Regions from separate parts of the Homo sapiens genome. Here region 1 is linked to region 2. The links are chromatin contacts, found by Hi-C or POLR2A ChIA-PET in ENCODE. All regions are on one chromosome and are shown on one strand. Each heading gives the region's core, a stretch centred on a gene start or an enhancer-like site at or near the end of the contact. The rest is flanking DNA. Distances are from core to core; before and after follow the strand shown.

Region 1 (3,153 bases), core at 338-2,837, 96 kb after region 2:
GGTCAGAGAGCTTTTCTTTCATTCTTGCTCCATATTCAGCTTTTAGCCCTCCCTGCACCACAGGAAGGCCCTCTCCCCATGTTCTTGCTCTTCTCAGAGGCAGGCTACTGCCCTGTGTTACTCAGTGCTGGACTTATGGTGGGCACATGCCTACATCTGAAGCAGGGCCTGTGAGCCGGGCTCTCACAGCATTCCTGTCCCTCCCCTCCATGGCGGCTGAGCTCTGTGGCTCTGTGGCTGGCCTTAGACAGGTTTCTGGCCATCCCCCAGCAAGGTATTGGTGCACAGTACTGGGTCCAAGGGGTTATCGCCCCCGTCCTAGGGTGCAGCTTTCCTCTCTTTCCCTAGAGGAGCAGACCTTTGCCTGGGCTGTGGGGGTGGGAGGTCTCCTGGCCTCCTCCTGGAACTGAAGCCTTGCATGAGAGAAGGCCTGAGGAAGTGGGCAGGGCTTTGCATGTGGCCCCACCTTGCCCCTGCCTTTCTCGTGGGCACGTGGCAGAGACTCGTGGATGAGAGCTTGCAAGTGAGGACAGATTCCCTCGCGTCTGCAGCTCCCCATTACTCTAAACTGGCACCAGCCCACACCTGTCCTTTGAGAATTCATTAACATTTTCGCTGCTTTCTTCTTACCTTCCTTTACACCAGCCACCTCTGCCTCCTGTGTGTCACCAAAGGTGCGGCAGTTCCTGCATCTCATTCCTTTGTGGACGGGCTTGCCAGGTGGAACCCAGTTCACTCGGTTGCCTTGTGACCCCAGCTCTCCCACAGGCTGAAGCATAGTTATGATTTTGAAGGTTATCTGGCTTTTTCACACTACAATGAGAACAGTGTTCTCTTGTACTTCCTACATCTTAAATGGAAATGGAACCACAATTACTCATTTTTTACTACATAGGATTTTATGCCCAAAACCATAGATAATGGAAAGGACTTTTCAGGGCAAATTCTCTACCCACAATGTTCACCTTACAACTTTAGAACCTGCCCTGTGTAAGGTTCAAGGGGCACCTGCCCACAGGGTGGGCGCTTGTTGTATCTAGGATTGTGGGGTGCTGTGCAGAGGAGACAGGGGGCTGTTACTTTACATTTTGTGGCTAACCCAGTGAAGTACTGACAAGGCACACTTATTTTTCTAACCACGAGGCTCCACAGAGTGTGGATCCAGTTTCCTCTGCAGGTGCTGTGTTTCATGGGCTACAAGCCAGGAGGGCCTGAGGCCAGCCTTGGGTCCGATGAAGTCCCCATGCTCCAGACCTCATGAGAGACATAGGCTTAGAGAGCGTAGGAGCAGTTGTCCAGAGAAACACAGGGATGCTGGACAGCACAGTGAGGCCAGGCAGCCGGCTCCACAGCACATAGAGCCATGGTGGTGGCTCCCTGCAGACCCAGGCTCGGATCCCAGTCCTGCCTTGTACAGGAGGTTGGATTTGGGGCAGGCCTTTCCGGGCTTCATTTTTGTCTGAAACAGAAGCAACGCCATGCCTTACAGAGGAGATAAGACGCCTGGTAGGGGCCCTGACCATCTCTCCCTCACCCCATTCCCACCCACAGGAAAACCTGCAGAAGCTGGTCCACATTGAGCACAGCGTCCGGGGCCAAGGGGATCTCCTCCAGCCAGGAAGGGTGAGTGCCGCCACCATGGGTAGGGGCAGAGGGTGGCTGGGCGAGGCTCCGATAAGCCCCATTGTTCACTGGGCTGGCCCCAGACAGGCCTGGCTGCAGGTGCTGTCTACCCATGGAGGGCAGGCAGGCGGGTGGGCGTGGGCTCACTGGATTCTCCTGGCCGCAGTCCTAGGCTGCCTTCCCTGGGGTTCTCCACCCCATGTGTTGCCTGCAGAGCAGTTAAAGACTCAGCGCCAGGTTTTTTCTGTGTTCCCTGTGGCTCTCCTCACCTCCAAGGAGAGGAAGCACCAAATATTTTCAGTGCAGAGTTGCTGGGAAAACAGAAAATGATCTCCCAAGAGCAAACCCTTAGAAATTTTCTTAAAAATAACATTCTTGAGGAGATAAATCCACTCTCTTTAAAGCTTCCAAATGGAAAATGTAAAACTCAGCTTAAAAACAGTAAAAAATGTTCATTACCAGTTGTGCTCCATAAAGGACAAGAGACAAAGGAATGAAAGTACATGCTCAGGGGAATTTTACTCAAGATTAGCAGGTGTCTCATGGGACTGAGATTCTGTAAAGTTACATTTAGTGATCATGAGTTTGGTAAATTGTTTCTTAAACATCTATTTGTATCTCCAGAATTACGGGGGCTATAGCAGCTGTTCCCAGGTCTTCAGCTGTTTTAGTAGACCTTCCGAGGCTCTGTTCTGAATGGACTCCTCGTGGGTACAAACCAAGGAGGGAGTCATGGCTTGGACCACCCAGAATCCTGAAAGACACAGTCTTGAGCACCATGATCCCAAACGTTGAAATCCCAAAAGATCAAAATCCCAAAAATATAATTCTGGAAAAAATAATTTAGAAAAATATTTTAAAGATATTTATATTTTTAAAAGGGGAATTTATGGGGCCGGGTGTGGTGGCTCATGCCTGTAATCCCAGCACTTTGGGAGGCTGAGGCAGGCAGATCACAAGGTCAGGAGTTCGAGATCAGTCTGGCTAGCATAGTGAAACCCCTTCTCTACTAAAAATACAAAAAATTAGCCAGATGTGGTGGCCTGTAGTCCCAGCTACTCGGGAGGCTGAGGCAGGATAATCGCTTAAACCCAGGAGGCAGAGGTTGCAGTGAGCCGAGATCGCGCCATTGCACTCCAGCCCGGGCGACAGTGCGAGACTCCCTCCCAAAAGAATAAATAAATAAATAAAAATAATAAATAAAAAGGGAATTTATTTATTTATTTATTTATTTATTTATTCATTCATTCATTCATTCATCCATTCATTCATTCATTCTTTTGAGCTGGAGTTTAGCTCTTGTTGCCCAGGCTGGAGTGCGATCTTGGCTCACTGCAACCTCCGCCTCCCCGGTTCAAGCAATTCTCCTGCCTCAGCCTCCCGAATAGCTGGGATTACAGGCATGTGCCACCATGCCTGGCTAATTTTGTATTTTTAGTAGAGACGGGGTTTCTCCATGTTGGTCAGGCTGGTCTCAAACTCCCGACCTCAGGTGATCAGCCTGCCTCAGCCTCGCAAAGTGCTGGGATT
Region 2 (3,381 bases), core at 568-3,067:
CCAGCACCACCTCTGGACACTCCTCCAGCAGGCCAGGCCTTCTCCCACCTCGGTGAAGTCTTTGCCCCAGCAATTCCTCCTACTGGGAAGGCCTCTCCTCTGGTTGAACCCTCCGCACTGGGGTCCTCCTCTGAGCTCCCACAGGCGCCTGTGCATTCCCATCCCAGCACGAGCCTCGGGGTAGCAGAACTATCTGTCTGTGTCTGTGTGGACAAGCAGACTGGGAACTCCTGGGAGGTGGAGACTCCTCCACCTGGCAGGTCTGAGTCATCTATGTCGCCAGGCAGGTACCTGTGAGGGGCTACGCGGTGTGTGCTGAGTGGATAAGGAAAGGCTTCTCATTAACTGGGTCTCCCTTCCAATGTCACCTCCTCAGGGAGGCCTTCCTTGATCACCCAGTCTCTACTCCGGTGGTTCTCAAACCTGGAGGGTTTGATAAAACACGGGGTTTCTGATTCAGTGAGGCTGGGGAGGGTCCCAAGAATGTGCGGCGCCATCTGAGAGCCATCGCTCAGCCCTATTGCCCTGGTTTCCCTCCCTCGCTTTGAAATGGTGTCTCCAGCGACTTCCTCCCGTCTACGCTCCATGAGGGCAAGAATCTGGGGCTGTCTTGTTCCGTGCTCAGCGCAGAGGCTGGCGCGGCACTGAACGAATACCCAGAGTTAAAAATAAAGGGATAGATGGTCCGCTGGGCGAAGGAGCCAGGAACACCCCAGAAACCCAACTCGCTGAGTTCTCGTCCTTCGAACCCCCAGCGCCTCCCGCGGTGCCCATGGCCACGGCCCCTTTAAATGTGCGCAGGGACGCCCCGGCCCTCGCCTCCCTGAATCTCTGACCGAGCAGGGGAAAAAAAAATCCTTCCTCTTCGGGAGCGGAGGAAATGTCTAGGAGGGGGTGGAGGCGCGGCTGCGGCGCAGGCAGAGGCGCAGGCGGAGGCACGGCGGCCAGAGCGCAGCGCGCCCGGAGCCGGGAGCGGACGCGACGCCCGGCGCTGCCCCAGCCGCCGCCCCCGCGCTCGCGCCCCCTCCTCCTCCCCCGCCCCGCGCCCCCGCCCGGCGGCCCCGCCCCGGAGGCTCGCGGCTCGCGCCCCCACTGCCCTGCGCGCCGCGCGGAGTCCGAGGCGCGCCGGGGCCGGGCGGGCGCCAGGGGGTGCGGGCCCCGCGGGGCGGCCGCGGAGGGAGGCGGTGTGCGGAGTCGCACTGGGACCCGCGGACGGACTGAAACGCCGACGGCGGCCCGGGCCCCGCGCGCTGAAGATGAACAGAGCAGGTAGGAGGCCCGGCGACCTCCGGCGCCGAGGCACGAGCGCGAGGGACCCCGGCCGGGCGCTCCAAGTTGGAGCTCCCGGGGAGCCCGGGGCTAGCTGCCCGAAATCCTCCGACCTTCCAGTGCCGCTCGGCCTCGGCCAAAGCATGCGCGGCTCCGGGGTCCTCTCGCCGAGGAGGCTGAGAACCGGGGGTCCCCGTCCGAAGCGCCCTGCCTCAGGGACCTTCTCAGCCTTGGCGAGGCCGCGCCCTGGCCGTGCGCGCCAGTATCCCACTCGCACGGCGTTCCCCGGAGTGAGGGTCCCTTCCACGACGAAGAAAGACGCCCCTTTCGCAAAAGCGACTTCGTCTGGCCCCAAAACCTTTGCCCTCCATTCCCCAGCGTCCCGGACCGGTCCTTGCTCATCTCTCAGGGGCAACACCTGACCCACGGGGCCCGTCCCGGAGCTCTCTTCGACTCCGGGACCAGTTCCCAGCCCTTCAGTACTCGGCATACCGGAAGGAGGATTCCTGCTCCCTTCTCTCCTCCTAGACCCCGAGGCTTGGAGCTTACTCTCCAGATGAGACTAAAAAGCCCTAAATTAATCCCCCTATAGCGCACCCCTCCCTCGCAGCGCCCTGGTCGGGGGCCTCCATTGTGCCTCCCCTAGGGGACCCAATGCCAAGGGGACGCTCCTCGCCGCCGCGCTGAGCCGCTCCAGGTTCCCCCACCCCCAGTCCATCGCGTTCCTGCTCTATGAATTTGACTCCCCCAGCTCATCCCTGCAGTTCAGAGATTCCGTGAAATCAAAATGTGTTTGAAATCGCAGGGATCCCTCCAGAGTAGTGCCATTTAACGGATTTAGAAAGCGAGACTCGGAGATGGGTGGTGCATGGAACCCAGTCCTCGGGATTCCCAACGCCATCTAAGGGGAGGGCAGAAAGTTCCCTTAAGATGAGAGTTTGCAAGGGAACAGTCCCAGCTAACTTCATCTGCCTGCCAAGGAGCAATCACCACTCTATTTTCTTTTTCTCACAGAATTTAGTAGAAGGCAGCCCGCTCCCCGACCAACACCCTTGTCCAAAGCCATACTCCAAAACACACATCCCTAAAGAAACAGGAAGCCACCATTTTGGCTGTCTTGGAACCATATCCTGCTGGTGTGTGTGTGTGTGTGTGTGTGTGTGTGTATGTATGTGTGTGTGTGTGTAGGATTTTTTCTTTTAAAAATCTTTTTAATGAAAAAAAGTCATTGTTTTAGCAGTGAGGTGCAGGCTGCGCGTTTAGACAGTCTGGGAGTGTGGCAGCCACCTTCCATGTCCAGGCCCTGTTATTGCTGGGCATACAGGCCCCTGGACAGTTAGTGAGTGTGGGTCACAGAACTGGGGAGCAGGATCGGGGGTGCCACTTTGTGGGAATGGAAGAGGCTGAAACAGAGGCCCAGAGCCCAGCCAGCCACTGCTTGGAAAGGGGGTTGCCTCCTGCCTGTGCTGGCGTGGCTGAACAGAGCCAGGCTAGCTTTTTCCTACACTCCTAATAAAACTCGCTTTATAACAATGGTGAGAGCGTTTCCAGTTTTCCCACGTTTTCCTGCATGAGGCTTGGGCAGACCCTCCCTTCTCTGAGAATCTGGGGGATGGAGTGAGTCGGAATAAACTTAGAGGCAGGTTTGGTCCCAGGAAATCTTAGCCGTTGTCGCTCTTGGGTTCAGCCTTCCTGTAATTTGTCTCCAGTGTAAACCTGGTTCCTTTTTCAATGTGATGGTAATGATACCAGCCTCACATTCAGGCCGTGCCCCATGGTCTGAATTTCCTGATCACATGGCATGGTGGTTCACAGACTCCATAGGACTGAATCTCAGAACCATCATATGCTTAGTTATGTGACCTTAAGCAGGTTATTCAACCTCTCTACACCTGTTTCTTTATCTGAAAAATGGGGTTGGTAAGATTAAATAGACTAAAACACGTAAGGTGCCTAGAAAGAACAGTGTCTGTAGCAGAGCAACCAGTAAATACCAGCTAATATTTATTGGGTACTTAATATGACTTGGTATTGCTTTTAGGTGTTTTACTTCTATCAGTTTATTTAGTTTTCACAGTCATCTTATGAGTTGAGTACCATTGCCATCCCCAT

Evidence for each region. A loop is a pair of places that touch in the nucleus more often than their neighbours do. ChIA-PET counts read pairs that join two places held with the same protein, here RNA polymerase II (POLR2A). Pooled maps may share reads with other maps.
Region 1: a map of heart left ventricle shows a loop between it and region 2 (5-fold over the local background). The contact joins the enhancer-like site here to the promoter of LINC02011 in region 2. A Hi-C loop is called at or near these places in 5 of 168 maps with a recorded cell type or tissue (HCT116, cardiac septum, heart left ventricle and 2 more), 1 of 37 single-sample maps with no recorded cell type and 5 of 50 pooled maps. POLR2A ChIA-PET finds 5 or more read pairs at or near these places in 2 of 52 experiments (K562 and activated CD4-positive, alpha-beta T cell).

Annotation. Positions count from the first base shown.
Region 1 is chr3:14,906,089-14,909,241 of GRCh38, forward strand. It overlaps FGD5 (FYVE, RhoGEF and PH domain containing 5), which reads left to right. Exons shown (of 20, transcript NM_152536.4): 10 at 1,552-1,623. Among named protein-coding and RNA genes, the nearest start is that of NR2C2, 40 kb to the right of the region's middle. Within about 2 kb of position 1,588, at least 4 of the 41 ENCODE cell types and tissues checked have a DNase peak (open chromatin) inside an H3K27ac peak, as active enhancers do; they include heart right ventricle, where a contact is called at or near this core.
Region 2 is chr3:14,809,597-14,812,977 of GRCh38, forward strand. LINC02011 (long intergenic non-protein coding RNA 2011) reads right to left here and starts at 1,818. Exons shown (of 3, transcript NR_135245.1): 1 at 1,762-1,818. It also overlaps a transcript of FGD5 not described here. RefSeq lists an enhancer at 1,388-1,888.